Linked DNA regions of Homo sapiens: all the other regions are linked to region 3. Evidence: chromatin contacts called from ENCODE Hi-C or POLR2A ChIA-PET data. All regions are on one chromosome and are shown on one strand. The core of a region is the stretch at or near the end of the contact, and the rest is flanking DNA. Distances in the headings are between cores, read along the strand shown.

The links. Hi-C counts contacts between places; a loop is a spot of excess contacts on that map. ChIA-PET counts read pairs that join two places held with the same protein, here RNA polymerase II (POLR2A). Pooled maps may share reads with other maps.
Region 1: a pooled map shows a loop between it and region 3 (5-fold over the local background). The contact joins the promoter of IPCEF1 here to the promoter of MTRF1L in region 3. A Hi-C loop is called at or near these places in 2 of 37 single-sample maps with no recorded cell type and 7 of 50 pooled maps.
Region 2: a pooled map shows a loop between it and region 3 (2.7-fold over the local background). The contact joins the enhancer-like site here to the promoter of MTRF1L in region 3. A Hi-C loop is called at or near these places in 4 of 50 pooled maps. POLR2A ChIA-PET finds 5 or more read pairs at or near these places in 2 of 52 experiments (GM12878 and activated naive CD4-positive, alpha-beta T cell).
Region 4: a loop to region 3 is called in a map of CD4-positive, alpha-beta memory T cell, with 3 times the contacts of the local background. The contact joins the enhancer-like site here to the promoter of MTRF1L in region 3. A Hi-C loop is called at or near these places in 2 of 168 maps with a recorded cell type or tissue (CD4-positive, alpha-beta memory T cell and naive thymus-derived CD4-positive, alpha-beta T cell), 2 of 37 single-sample maps with no recorded cell type and 7 of 50 pooled maps. POLR2A ChIA-PET finds 5 or more read pairs at or near these places in 1 of 52 experiments (activated T-cell).
Region 5: a loop to region 3 is called in a map of CD8-positive, alpha-beta T cell, with 3 times the contacts of the local background. The contact joins the promoter of SCAF8 here to the promoter of MTRF1L in region 3. A Hi-C loop is called at or near these places in 4 of 168 maps with a recorded cell type or tissue (CD4-positive, alpha-beta memory T cell, CD8-positive, alpha-beta T cell and naive thymus-derived CD4-positive, alpha-beta T cell), 2 of 37 single-sample maps with no recorded cell type and 15 of 50 pooled maps.

The regions. Positions count from the first base shown.
Region 1 is chr6:154,355,479-154,358,178 of GRCh38, reverse strand. It overlaps IPCEF1 (interaction protein for cytohesin exchange factors 1), which reads left to right and starts at 1,376. Exons shown (of 12, transcript NM_001130700.2): 1 at 1,376-1,507.
Region 2 is chr6:151,700,685-151,703,384 of GRCh38, reverse strand. It overlaps a transcript of ESR1 not described here. Among named protein-coding and RNA genes, the nearest start is that of ESR1, 110 kb to the left of the region's middle. Within about 2 kb of position 1,409, at least 2 of the 41 ENCODE cell types and tissues checked have a DNase peak (open chromatin) inside an H3K27ac peak, as active enhancers do.
Region 3 is chr6:153,001,280-153,003,979 of GRCh38, reverse strand. It overlaps MTRF1L (mitochondrial translation release factor 1 like), which reads left to right and starts at 1,271. Exons shown (of 7, transcript NM_019041.7): 1 at 1,271-1,553. The coding sequence starts at 1,295. RefSeq lists enhancers at 914-1,023, 114-1,114 and silencers at 1,344-1,453, 1,464-1,523.
Region 4 is chr6:154,246,341-154,249,040 of GRCh38, reverse strand. IPCEF1 (interaction protein for cytohesin exchange factors 1) reads left to right here. Exons shown (of 12, transcript NM_001130700.2): 4 at 1,553-1,592; 5 at 2,281-2,450. It also overlaps a transcript of OPRM1 not described here. Among named protein-coding and RNA genes, the nearest start is that of IPCEF1, 110 kb to the left of the region's middle. Within about 2 kb of position 1,385, at least 5 of the 41 ENCODE cell types and tissues checked have a DNase peak (open chromatin) inside an H3K27ac peak, as active enhancers do.
Region 5 is chr6:154,732,010-154,734,709 of GRCh38, reverse strand. It overlaps SCAF8 (SR-related CTD associated factor 8), which reads right to left and starts at 1,294. Exons shown (of 20, transcript NM_014892.5): 1 at 780-1,294. The coding sequence starts at 809. RefSeq lists silencers at 522-1,121, 1,272-1,391, 1,422-1,661 and an enhancer at 758-1,261.

The DNA.
Region 1 (2,700 bases), core at 127-2,626, 1.4 Mb before region 3:
GTTCCTAGGTGACTGTCTTCTGGCCATGTCCTCATATGGTGGAGGGGTGGGCAGATCTCCAGGTTCTCTTTAATAAGAAAATTAATACCATTCATGAGGGCACTGTCCTCATGACCTAATCACTCCCCAAAGGTCCACCTCTAAATACAATCACATTGGGGATTAGGTTTCTATATATTCTATATATTCTATATATATATATATATATATATATATATATTTTATATATATATTATATATATATATTTTATATATATATTATATATATATATTTTATATATATATTATATATATATATTTTATATATATATATATTTTATATATATATTTTATATATATATTATATATATTATATATATTTTATATATATATTATATATATTATATATATTTTATATATATAATATATATATTTTATATATTATATATATATAATATATATAATATATATATTATATATATAATATATATATAATATATATATTATATATAATATATATATAATATATATATAATATATATATTATATATATATATTATATATATATATACACATACATATTTATTTATTTATTTATTTTGAGTTGGAGTCTTGCTCTGTCTCCTAGTCTGGAGTTCAGTGGTGCGATCTCGGCTCACTGCAACCTCTGCCTCCCAGGTTCAAGCAATTCTCCTGCCTCAGCCTCCTGAGTGGTTGGGATTACAGGCATCTGCCACCACGCCCAGCTGTATTCATTTCCCTAGAAGGTATAGAGAAACAAGAAGCTGGTGTTGAAAGGGAGATTGGGAGGGCAGGAATTTGTAATGAGATGGAATATCTCTGACTTTCAGCCTGCCATTTTCCTTTTCCAATGTGGGAAAGAAAAGTTTTGTGGTTAGAGACTCTTCTATGTCTACTGCAAAAGATGGCAGGCTAAGACTTATTTTTATCCTAAAATACGTTTTACAAATGTGTCTGTACCCTCTCTTTATTAGAGCATTATGAACGATTAGGAAAGGAGGAAAGAGGGAAATCTGAAAGAAGATTGAACCTAAAGAGGTTGAAGTGGCATTTCACCCAAAAATGCTGAGAATGACTCTGCAGATCATCTCACCCTCCATGCCTGTAAATGAACATCCTTGCCTCCAAAACAGGAAAGCAGAACCATGAACTGTTCCACCAATGTGCTCGGCAAATGAATACACTGGGCAGTGCTTAGTGATCAATGAACTCAGGCAGATGGGGTGTGCTTGCCTTACATGTACTGTGTCCTGGATATGGGCATCAAGGAAGGGTTTCATAACAATGAGAAGGAAGAACGTTAGGATTGAGGAAGTGGAGATGATACTTCCTCTTCTTTCGAAAGAGCTTTACTCTCTGATCAGCTTTGAATGTTAGTTCTGGGTTGACTGAGTTTCCAGAGCTGAGGCTGCTTTAAGTAGAATCCTCAAGCTTGGCCTCAGAGTACTATGAGGCTTCTGAATCCAGGAATAAGACTGCTCTTGGATTTACTCTCTTTGTATTGCATGTAAGTAACGTCACTTCTTGGCTGATGTATGAGAGGTAACTGCTTGACAGATCAAGATGGCAAAGCAATGGATACCCTAGCACTCTCCTTAGAGTAGTGAGGTAGGAAATATGACTTTGGGGATGTAATATTCACTCAGCTCTCTGTAATCTGGGAAGCCAGGTGCTAAAGATTCTTTAATTCTGTGAAAGCTTTGAAAGAGGAGAGAGTTGTGTACTCACTCTGCTTTTATGTTTCTTAAATGGGTGTTGTCTTGATAGGTGTTTAGACTGCAGACCACAGGTTTGATTTAGAAAAGCACAATTCAGCATGTATTTGGGTCCTGAGGAGTTCATTTGGGGAAGCACTCTGGGGCCGCCCTCTTTCGAGAAAGTGTGTTCTTTGCAAGGGAGCTTCCTTTGCATGGAGGCAGCTGGGGGACATTTTACACTTTGATAAAGGTCTCAGGCTTGCCAAAATATCTCTGGTATAAAAATGAAAGCTAGGTGTTGTTGGTTCAGAGTCTTTTAGTAAGGGTGTCTGGGGCACTTGATTTTTCTTTGCTGGGGTATATGTGAAAGTATTTAATTATAGAAGTCAGAATTATAACCCACTGAAGCATCTTTGACTACAGCAGTGGGCTCTATTAGTCTTGAGTGGCCTATGTGTTCCTAGTGCTGTCCTTGATAAAGTCTAATTTCTATCGAGTTATTTATTTTATGTAGAAAATTGAAACCGAGGGCTGGGCACAATGGCTCACACCTGTAATCCCAGTACTTTGGGTGACCACGGCGAGAGGATCACTTGAGGTCAGGAGTTTGAGACCAGCCTGGGGGCAAAATAATGAGACCTCATCTCTACAGGAAGAAAAAAAAAAAGAAAGAAAAGAAAATAGAAAATAGAATGCCGGGTGCGGTGGCTCACGCTTGTAATCCCAGCACTTTGGGAGCCCAAGGCGGGTGGATCATCTGAGGTCAGGAGTTCGAGACCAGCCTGGCCAACATGATGAAACCCCGTCTCTACTAAAAATACAAAAATTAACTGGGCGTGGGAGCATGCACCTGTAATCCCAGCTACCTGGGAAGCTGAGGCAGGAGAATTGCTTGAACCCGGGAAGCGGAGGTTGCAGTGAGCTGAGATTGCGCCACTGCACTTCAGCCTGGGTGACAGAGCAAGAGTTCATCTCAAAAAAAAAAAAGAAAGAAAGAAAGAAA
Region 2 (2,700 bases), core at 160-2,659, 1.3 Mb after region 3:
CCCTTGCAGACAAGGCTCTGGGGGTTCCACATGCACCTCCAGCCTCAGAAGACTGGCCTGACCAGTCCTGCAGCTGTTTTGAGGACAGTAGCTAAGCCTGGAAGTGGTGACTTTATTTACCATTTTTGGTTAGTCACTAAGTAAAGTCTTTGCCTAGAAACCTTCATTTCTTATGCAGTAGGGTAGAAAAGGTCCAGCTAAAAATTTTCCTGAAATACTTCACCAAACAGGCCAGTTCTACAATTAGGAAATTACCACGCTGAGTAATATTTGCCAGTCTGGTTTTTAGTGAAGTCAGGTTTCGTCCACTGGCATCTCAAGCTGATTGGCAGACAGACCTAGGTCCTACACCCAACCCCTCCCTTGCAATTTGGGCAGGTTATATTTTTAAAAGTGCAGACTTCCTGTGCTTTTGAACATTTTGAAGGCTAGGATAGTATTCACAAATCAGGGGTGCATTTAATCTTTTATATCACATGCCTGCTACTGGATTTGCAAAATGCTGCATAGATACACAGCCTCTCAAGTTGGCTTCTAGGCAATGGTGACAATTTGCACTTTCTAGAGGCATGACTTTTCAAGAGGTTTGTGAACTAGTTTTAAAATGTTCTATGGAGGAAATGAGAAATGGACTTGACAGTCAGTAAGTTATTTTATCTTAATTTTAAATAAAAAATAATGTAATTACTTGGTGACCACAAATACAAGTGGCATGGCTTGTCTTTTCCCTTGTGAAACTGCTACCTGTTGTTTTGAATAATTAAATTCAATAGAAATGTTTCTTAATGATTGAGAAGGTTAGAACTATGTCTCTATTTTTAGGTAGGTCACTGAATATGTAAAGTCTAAATTCTGAAGATATTCCCCTATTTTAGGGTTAAATTAAAAGCACACTCACATTTTGCTTCCTATTAGCACCATACAACTGGCAAGAGGAGAAGGAGGTTGTGAAATTCAAATCAAGAAATGTTTTCACTTGCTGGAAACTATGGTAAAGCTCTGAGGGAAAAAAGAATGAAAAGCTCTTTCTTAAGAAAAAAAAAGCTTGGATTTTCCCTACTTAGAGTGGACTATTGAGTATGTAAATAAATTGGTTAACCTCTCTGATACTATGCAAAGAAACCTCACCCACACAGTAGACTTGGGGATTTTTTTAAATGGTGGTAGTGCACAGATTGTATCCTTAATTTCAACCTAAGCAACGCATGTAGAGTGCCCATCAGATAGTAGGTGTACTGCTAAGCCCCTGACAATACACACTTGATAATGAAAGAAATTAAATGAAAAATCGTTCTCCAAACTGATGACCAAATTAGATCTTATCAATTCACGGACAAAGTCAGGAGAGAGAAAGAGGAAACTAGTATGTTCACACATACCTCAGTGATGGTTCAAAGTTCAGATTAAAATCTACATCCTTTTTCAAGAAGTGCTGTGCTGATATTTGGTACCGCAGTCCCGGAGAATGTGAAGAGATCTTTGTGCTTACTCCTTCCTAGTTTTCTTCTTCCTTTTGTTTTTTTAACAGAGAAGGAAAGGGAGATGTGGGTGATTTCTACAGATTTCCTTAATTAAAGCTAGTTTGACTCCCCACTTAAGTGAAATAAGGCTGTTAAAAAGAAAAGTAGTCTCACTTATCAATAGGCACTGAAGAATCAATGTTTGGCTTACCTGTTCAGATCAAATTCCTTGATTACATTATTTTACAAAGCTGAGTAGGGCTTAAGCTAGTTACCACTGATGCCATTGGCAAGTATTTCTTCATTCACGCACAGGCCATAATCCACTACACCAACTCAGGCCCACGGGATGACTTCCATTTCTTCTTCTTCTTTTTTTTTTTTTTTTTTTTTTTGAGATGTAGTGTCGCTCTTGCCACCCAGATTGGAGTGCAACGGTGCGGTCTCGGCTCACTGCAACCTCCACCTCCTGGGTTCAAGCATTTCTTCTGCCTCAGCCTCCCAAGTAGCTGGGACTACAGGCGCACACCACCACGCCCGCCAGCTAATTTTTTATCTTTTTAGTAGAGATGGGTTTCACCATGTTGGCTGGGCTGGTCTCCAATTCCTGACCTCCGGTGATCCACCCACCTCAGCCTCTCAAAGTGCTGAGATTACAGATGACTTCCATTTCTATAGATCCATTTTGCCATTAGAAATTAAAAAAAAAAAAACTCCCAGCCCACAGTATCTCAAATCACATGTGCAGCAGCAGAACAAAACCTGCTGTGGCTGTGATAGGTATGATTTTACCACGAAGATTCAGACGTTGTTACATGGTTGAAAAAGCAGTCACTGCACAGAGCAAGTGAGAAATTGAGCAATGCAACTTAATACAGCTTTTCCCTATTGCTTATAAAACAACGTTCTTAATTTTTAATTACATGTAAAATTCTTCTGAATTTTTACTTTAAGTTATTTCAATAGACTCCCTTGGGGTGCTTTAAGAATATCCCATGGGGCACTTTTTTACTGTGGGTCATCAGCCTAAGCTGTTGGAAAAAGGCCCTGGGTTTTTTTGGTTTGTTTTTAAAATGTTGTATAACAGCTTTAAATGTGCAAGACATGATAGAGTGGGGGAAAAAAACTTGTTGAATTCTTAACTTTGTTTTTCCATCTGAAATATTAGTATGCCTGTGTTTTTATTTTTTCCTAATTCCAAGCAACAGTGAACCTAATTTACAATTTTTTTCTCAAAAAA
Region 3 (2,700 bases), core at 22-2,521:
TGCTTCCTGATGTTTGAAGAGTCATTTCATTCTTCCACTCACTCTGCATTTGTTATCGTGCTAAGAGATGAAAAGAGAGAGGCAATGCAAACGTTATTTTCTAAGAATGTTTATACTTAACAGTTTCGATTAGATGACCTAAGGATATTTTAACCTTGATAAGGGTTCCCATTTTTTACCATTTTATTTTTTATGAATAAATTAGAAGTTTCGTACTTCTAATATATCACCTCTCTCAACAGTGAAATACCACTTAGTAGACGCTGCCCAAACCAGTTAGGTAGTGGCAGTTCTCAGATTGAGCGTTTAGCCCTTGCATTCCCAGGACTGTCTTGGTTGTGTTTATTCCCTCATATTTATTTCTCCGTTGAGCTGTGAACAGGTCTTTTGAAAAGTGCAAAGCATTGTGCCAATAAATGTCGGTATTGCTGGCACCTATCCGCTACCAGTTCTTTGGAAAGGGATGAGGGTTGGACTCCTGGAGGCAGATATCTGAAGGCTTTGTTGGGCTGTAGGTTGCTGTAACACGGAATCACTCCACCTCTTTAAAAAGCTGACGATAAGTGGGACTAAGTGAAAATGAATGGGCAGGTGAATAATAAAGTCCTTTGAAAGCAAGTAAATGACGCGGCAGATGAAGGGCACGCACGTCTATTGTGCAAATTCATTCAGTGGTTATCTCATAATACACTTATCAAGTCCTTATTACCACGAACCTCACCCACCGTGGACAAGAGAAACATAAGCAGGAAAAAAGGAGGAGGAATAAACACACGCCTGTCCATAATAAAACTCGCTCTTGAAGACTCAGCGGCAGCCCTGCACCGGAGACTGACGACTTGCGCGGCTGTGACCTCCGCCCTGCAGCGGACCCTCGACTGCCCTGCACTGCGGCTCTGGAGGCCCCGACTCAGTGCATGGGAAAGAAATCCTCACTATCAGAAAACAGAGGGGCAATCTGCTGCTCTCCCTTTCCGGCCAAACACGTCACCCATCAACCGGATACCTACCAAGAGGCTTTCAGAGGAGGCGCCCAAGGTCTCCCAGGCCCGCCCCTCCCCAATCACGCTCCGCTCAGCCCCCTCAACTTTTGGCCTCCGGGAAGTTCGCAGCGTTCTCACGCTTGGCAGGAAGTTCCCGCCAAGGCTTCCGGAAAATCCTTTAAAAAGCAACGCTTGCGCTGGGCGGGGCTTGGTGCGCTCTCACCCTTATCTCCAAATTCTGGGTGTTGTCGCGAGGGCTGCTGTGTCCGGAACTTCCGGTTCCGGTCAGGGTCCGCGATCTCGGACTAAGGATGCGGTCCCGGGTTCTGTGGGGCGCTGCCCGGTGGCTCTGGCCCCGCCGGGCCGTTGGCCCAGCCCGCCGGCCCCTGAGCTCCGGTAGCCCGCCGCTGGAGGAGCTGTTCACCCGGGGCGGGCCCTTGCGGACCTTCCTCGAGCGCCAGGCGGGGTCTGAAGCCCATTTGAAGGTCAGGAGGCCCGAGTTGCTGGCGGTGATCAAACTGCTGAACGAGAAGGAGCGGGAGCTGCGGGAGACTGAGCACTTGCTGCACGGTAAGGGTCGGGCCCGGGGGAGAGGCGTCAGAGCACATTCTTGACTCTTCGTTTGACTTTTCCACTGCCCACACTACCCGAGTTTGAAACTCTTTACTCACTTGCAGCCGTTTTTATTTTGGATCAGAGGTCAGGACATCATTACGTGCTGTGATCCCATCCTCTCCTGTGGGCTCTCTTGTGCTCCTTTGCCACGGCGCTCTGCCGCCTTTTACATGCTTATTAGTTGTGGACTCGGGCAAGAGCTCATTAGCTCAGCAAGGATAAATAAGGCACTGTCCCTGTGATGGGCTCCACAGCGGTGTTTCTCAAAGTGTGGTGTGGAGACCCATTTGCAGTAGTATCAGGGCAGTGCTTGTTAATAGCAGACTTAGGACTCAGAATCTCAGACCTATACGTGGGTAAAGGTACTAAATTGGGAAATTCAGTATGGCCTAAGTATAGAATAGGTGGGAGATGATGTCATAGAAACATGAAGCCAGAAAAATAGTTAAGAACCTTGCAAGACAAAGAATTTGGATTTATTTTTTATAGACCATGGAAAGTTAGCAAATGTTTTTAAGCAGAGAATTCACGTCTTTGTAAAGAAAAGTTAATGGTGGCATGCGCTGAGGATAAATTGGAGTATTCTCCAGAAACGCTGGTGGCTGACAGGCCAGGGAGGAGGCAGTTGAAACAATCCAAAGAAGAAATGGTGATAGGCATAGTTCTGACTCACAAAACATTTTGAGAAACAAGTTAGGATTTAGTGGCTTATGCCCTGAGAAGGATGAGGGAGAGAGTTAGTTCTAAGAAAAGTCTTAGGTTTCTGGCTTCAGCACGAGTGGTACTGTTAATTAAGATGAAAGTATAAAAGTTGGACCGAATTTTTTAAAAAGATGAGTTTTGCATTGAATGCCATATTAAGTTAAAAATACCTGTGAAAAGGAATTCCAATAAAGATATCTGTACTAGTCTAGGAGAAAAAATTACTGACATAGGAGAAAAATTGAGCCCAAATAATCATATGAGAGCTCTCGAGATATACAGTACGTGGTAAATTAAACCTTAGAAGTAGATGAGAACACTCAGGGAAAATGTGTTAAGATAGAAACAAGTCTAACAAGGCCAGAAATACACAGTATTTGAGGAGCAGGCAGAGAAGAAG
Region 4 (2,700 bases), core at 136-2,635, 1.2 Mb before region 3:
CAGATGAAATGTCAGTGCAATATTTCTTGGGATCTATATTTCCCAGGAAATATAATTTAAACACTTTAGCTTCGTTGTAATTGCTGAAGGATACATAAATCATACTTATAAAAATTATGATTTTTTTCTGTTTATTAGATATAAAGTATTTGTTTATCTCAACGATATAATATTATATTACACATACTCATATAAAGGGATGTTGTTTAGTTCTCAGAGGATTTTCACAAATAAATCTTGTAAAATCTTTATAAGACCTATAGGATTAGAATTATTATCAATATCTTCATTTTATAAATGAAGAAGCAGATTCAGAGAGTGCTATTTTCTTGGGCACCACAGCTACTAATTATAATAGCCAGGAATTGGTTCCAGGCCTCTGGATTTAAAGACCTTCTCCTCTTTTCACTATGTCATATCCCTTCTTCAAACATACAGTAGAACCATATACAATAGCTATCAGATCAATAGTTAGATATGTAGACTATAAGCCAGGAACCTCTAGAAAACATTATAAAATGCTGTACTAAGATTACATACCAAATTTTGGAACTGCTTTTCATTTTCACACGTTTTTTCCCCTGAGTTCTCTACCTGTTAACGGAAAAGGTTGTCTTTCAAATTTAAATCAGTTCAGCTTAGATATTTGTAAAGAAAAAACAAATAGAACTTCTTTAAGCAAAATTTTTTTTCTCTCTCTCTACACACACACACACACACACACACACACACACGTATTTTAAAGCACTTAAAAATATTTTTTATTTTTGCTGATAGTCTGATTGTATGTTTGTTTAAAATGTATTGTGGAAAAAATGTATATTTCATATATGTTGTCTTATGTCTGATTTGAAGAGCTAGTACAGAATAGTAGGTGGTAACTAATTTATCTTCCATAAAACGTGAGAAATATTCAGAGATATTTAAAGACAGAATAACAAACTTTAATTTGTCTGTAAATAAGAATTTCCTGATAAGGAGGGTTGATTGCTACTGAACTCTCACTGAAAGAGGTTGTGGAATTTCATTTTCTGGGATATTTAATTCATGTGGTTTAGGTCTAACCCTACGTGGTAGCAGGACTATGAGCTGAATAGTCAAGTGACTCTAATATTTTGAGATTGTAACAATTATCTTCCAGGTTTATCTGAATAATCATTGTTATTTAGAAATTGCAAAAGAAGCAGATATATTTTTCCTTCTCTCACAAAAACACAAAAGGGGAAATATTTTTTGATTTTTAAAACTTCCGTGAACACTGTGCTATCATAACTAAAGTAGTAGTGAGAGCGGCTTGTGGGTGGGAACAGGAAACATCAGTGATAAATGCTCTGTGACTTTTTTTTTTTTTCAGGTTCAGCTCAATGTATATTGATTCTAATTAGCACATTTTGTGCCTCAGCTAGTAGCTCCCCGTTAAGCTCTGCCTGGAGAGTTTTTTTTTAGATTCCATCCTGCTCATAAACACTGCCACCTCCTCCCTCCTTCTCTCTTTACAAATGTTACAACACAATCAGAAATTTCCTCTTTTCTTTCCTTCCTGCATTTTCAGCAGGTTCCCTTGCGTCAGAAGCCCAGGAGGAAAACTCAAGGTAATTAGATCTCTTTTGTTTCTTTATCTCCATTTTGTGTACGTTGAGTGTGGCTTTTCTCCGGGGTGCCTTCCTTGGGATCAGATTTCTGTCTGTCTTAATGCTAATAAGAGGAGGTGGACGGCAGATTAATTTTTGGTTATTGTTGAATCGATTTTAAGAAATGACGACATGTTGTTCATTTGGATTAATCCCTCGTGGTATGTCAAAAGAGCTTAGAAAAACTGGCAGTGAGTCGGGAAGTAGCTGTGTATTGAGGTGGGCATTAACCCTTCAACATCTATTGCATAACTACGGCTGTTATTGTTGAGAGGAGCTATGTTACTGCACTGATATGCCCGCCAGCCTTACAATTTTAATTATTTTCAACTTATTCTTGGTGAATACTATTCTTAGACTAATACTTGCATATTACTCCTGCTGCGCTGTTTCTTTGGCCGTATCTTATACCTTCTAAGCATGAAACAAATGTTTAAAAATAAAACAGACACATGGCTTTTTTTTTTTTTTTTTGCATTGGTTTTGCATAGGTTTTGCATAGGCTTTGCATAAATCTTGGTGAAAAATCCAGCTCCCCGGGGGGTTAACAATTAAAAGTTGCCTTTCACTCTGTCACATAAATCAGGATAATACTTTACCTACCAAATCAGGGTAATACATTATCTACCTCTTCATGTAATCATTGCAGGTTTTCTCACGATGAGTCGGAGGAGGATATCGTGTAAAGATCTGGGCCATGCTGACTGCCAAGGGTGGCTGTATAAGAAAAAGGAAAAGGGAAGTTTCCTAAGCAACAAATGGAAAAAGTTCTGGGTGATACTGAAGGGGTCGTCACTGTACTGGTATAGCAATCAAATGGTGAGTCTGCTTTCTTCCTCCTATTCCCAGCCGTTTTAATGAGGGATACGTTAAAGGCATCAGGTGATCCCTATGGGAAAGTTCATTTTGATTTCTGGGAATTGGAGCGGAGTAAATAAACAAATAAGTTATAGAAGCCATTTCTGGTGCAGTAGATATGTAGGTTATGCTTCTGTGTTTTATGGAGAAGAAACCCATCCTGTTTGACTACTCTGGCTGGGGAGGAAGGGAGTGTCGACATTTACATCCT
Region 5 (2,700 bases), core at 45-2,544, 1.7 Mb before region 3:
TGTCTTCTTCCAGACTAGTAAATTCAACTACACAGTGAAAATGGAATCTGCTTTTTAAAATCTTGTTTGACACGTGAATGAACCAGCGAGAAATGTTTCCCCCATAATCTTCCATCTCTCGATGCACAGATCTCTCCCTACCATTTGTCTTTATGTCGTGATGGATTAGAAGAGGAGCGAGTAAAAATAAAAGATATTGCAGAATAACCTTTGCCTGCCTACCAACCATCCAATTAGCTCAAGTCCCTAGCTGGCAAATTACCTAGTCAACAATGCCTCAATTATAAACACTACGTGTAACGTGACCACAGATCAACACCCCGTAGGTTCATTTCCCCCACCGCCCCCAATCGGTGTTAGCCTCAGTGAGGACCCGGGAAGGTCTGGAGAGTCATGTCCAGCGTCCACTTAAATCCTCAAAGGCCCAGGAAGGAGGTGGGCGGGCCAGGCCTCGGCGGAACTGACCTCGAGGGACCTGTCGGGAGTCTCCGGGTGAGGGCCCAACCGGGTCTTTCCCTCCGAGCTCGCAGCCATTCCATAGGACGCCGGAGACGCCAGAACCTCCCTCCGCCCCAGGGCGGCCCTCCCCCAACCCTCCTCCCGGACCCGGGGGAGGGGCACCCAGAGGAGAAACACCCCTCCCCCACGGGCACTGCTAGGCCACCGCTCACCCCACCCTTAAAAAACCCGCAGGCCCGCGCCCACCCTCCGGGCCCCGGCCTCGACCAGGGGTGGGGGCGGTGCGGGCAGGAGCAGGGGAACCCGGCTGCCATACCAACCTCGCTATTGAAGGTCTTCACGGCCTCCATGTTGTCGCTGCGGAGGCCCCGAGCCCGGCGGCGGAAGAGGCGGCGGCCACTGCACTGGGTGGGGAGAGCGAGACGCGGGCTGCTGCGTGGCCGCGAGGAGGGGGCGCTGGCGGGAGAGCGGGCCGCTGCGACCTCGGGGCGGAGTGGAAGGGCACGCGCTGGCGGGGAAGGGCTCCCTCAGCGGCAGAGCGGCACCGGCATGGCCGCTAGGGCGGGGGGAGCGCCGTTCTAGGGAACAGAGGCGCTGCCGGGGCGGGTCGGCGGCGGGCGGGGGAGGGGCTGGGCCGCGGCGCCTTCTCTTCTCTGCCCCGCTCCGTTTCGGTCCCCCTCCCTCTAGCCCCTTCCCCTACACTCTCCACTCCCTTCTGCCCCTTCCTCCGACGGGCTCCTGTTTCACCTCCCCGCCGCTCGGGCCGCAGGAACCAGCCCCGCTCGGCGAAGACAGAGGAGGAAGCGCTGGCAGCAGCGGCTGCGGCATCCAATATGGCGGACTCGAGTCGGGCCGCGCAGTTCGGGGATCCGCGGCGCCGGCTAGCGCGCCCCCTGGCGACTGGACCGTGCGAGCCCCGGCGGCCGCGCGGAAACCATCGAGCGCGCTGGGGCCAGAGCGTCGCCGCCCGTAGGCCCGGCTGGGCTCCGCTGCCCTCGCCTTGGCTCCGGGGCCGCCCGCGCCTCGCCCCCTCCCCGCGCCCCGCGGACGCGGGAGTGAGCGCTGCGGCATCCGGGGGAACGCCGCGGCGGGTTTGTACAGCAGGAGGAGGCAACTCCAAAGCGCGGCTCTAATAAGAGCCTAAACGTGCCCAAGAAGCGGCAAGTTGAGGAAATGTGCGCGTTTCCCTTGTTTCCCGGTGGATTGGTCCTTTTGCACAAGCGGCAGGGTTTAGTTGCTTTTCACAACTTTACTGGACAGTGCCCTAAACATCCGCAGCCTTCGCCAAGAAAAAGTTCCTGGTCATCTATTTAGTAACTGAACTCAATTGTTTTAACTGCACAGGGAGGGAACATTAGAAACCAAAGCCTTGGATTCGGGTTGGGGCAGGCGGCGAGGGAAACAGGCATGCAGCAGCTCCTTGCAGGAAATGCCCGCTGCATAGGATCCAGGGACTGGAGTGGCACAATGAGCGCATTTGTCTGCAAGGCGGGAAGGGGACCCTAGAATGCACAACACTTGAATAGGTGAAAAGGGAACCCGTCTGTTTCGGAAGATGAATTGTTCTAAAGGAATTTTGCCCTAGGATACTTGGAGTAAAGGTAAATACAGTATTTCTTAGATGGATTAGGAGATGCTGCTAGTAAAAAGCCTTCTCTCTCGTGCAGCGCAAAATAAGGTACCAATTTAAAAATACTTATCGATGTTAAAAGATAGGGATGTATCGTGGAACCCCGAACACTGCTGTCCTCTTGTTGAAAGTCATTTTTCAACAATCATTCCCAAATTCACTCAAAGGGAGAGAGGAACATAAGGGCAGGATCGTACTTTTGGAGAGTTTTGGAATCAAGGTAGTTCCTAAGAGCTGTGCGCAGAGCCCCGTGAAACTGGGAAAGTAAGGCCCTTCTTGAGGTTTCAGAGCCTTCATTCTACTTCATTGGCAGCTTTAGTATAGGGCCTGGCTACTGAGAAGGTAACAGGGATAACTCACCAAGTGCTTTTATATTTACTTTCAAAATCTCAAATTCTGTCACAGATTTCTCCACCGTCTCCCATCTTCAGGCCTAGCCATGATCTTTTACTGACACTTGCAGTAGCCTCCTAACTGGTCCCTTGCTTGTCTTCCTACAGTTCATTTCCAGACAGTAGCCGAGGGATGTTTTTCTTAGATAAATCAGATCAGGTCACTCCCTTACTTAAATCCCTTAAATACTTTCTCATTGCCCATTTGATACCATCATA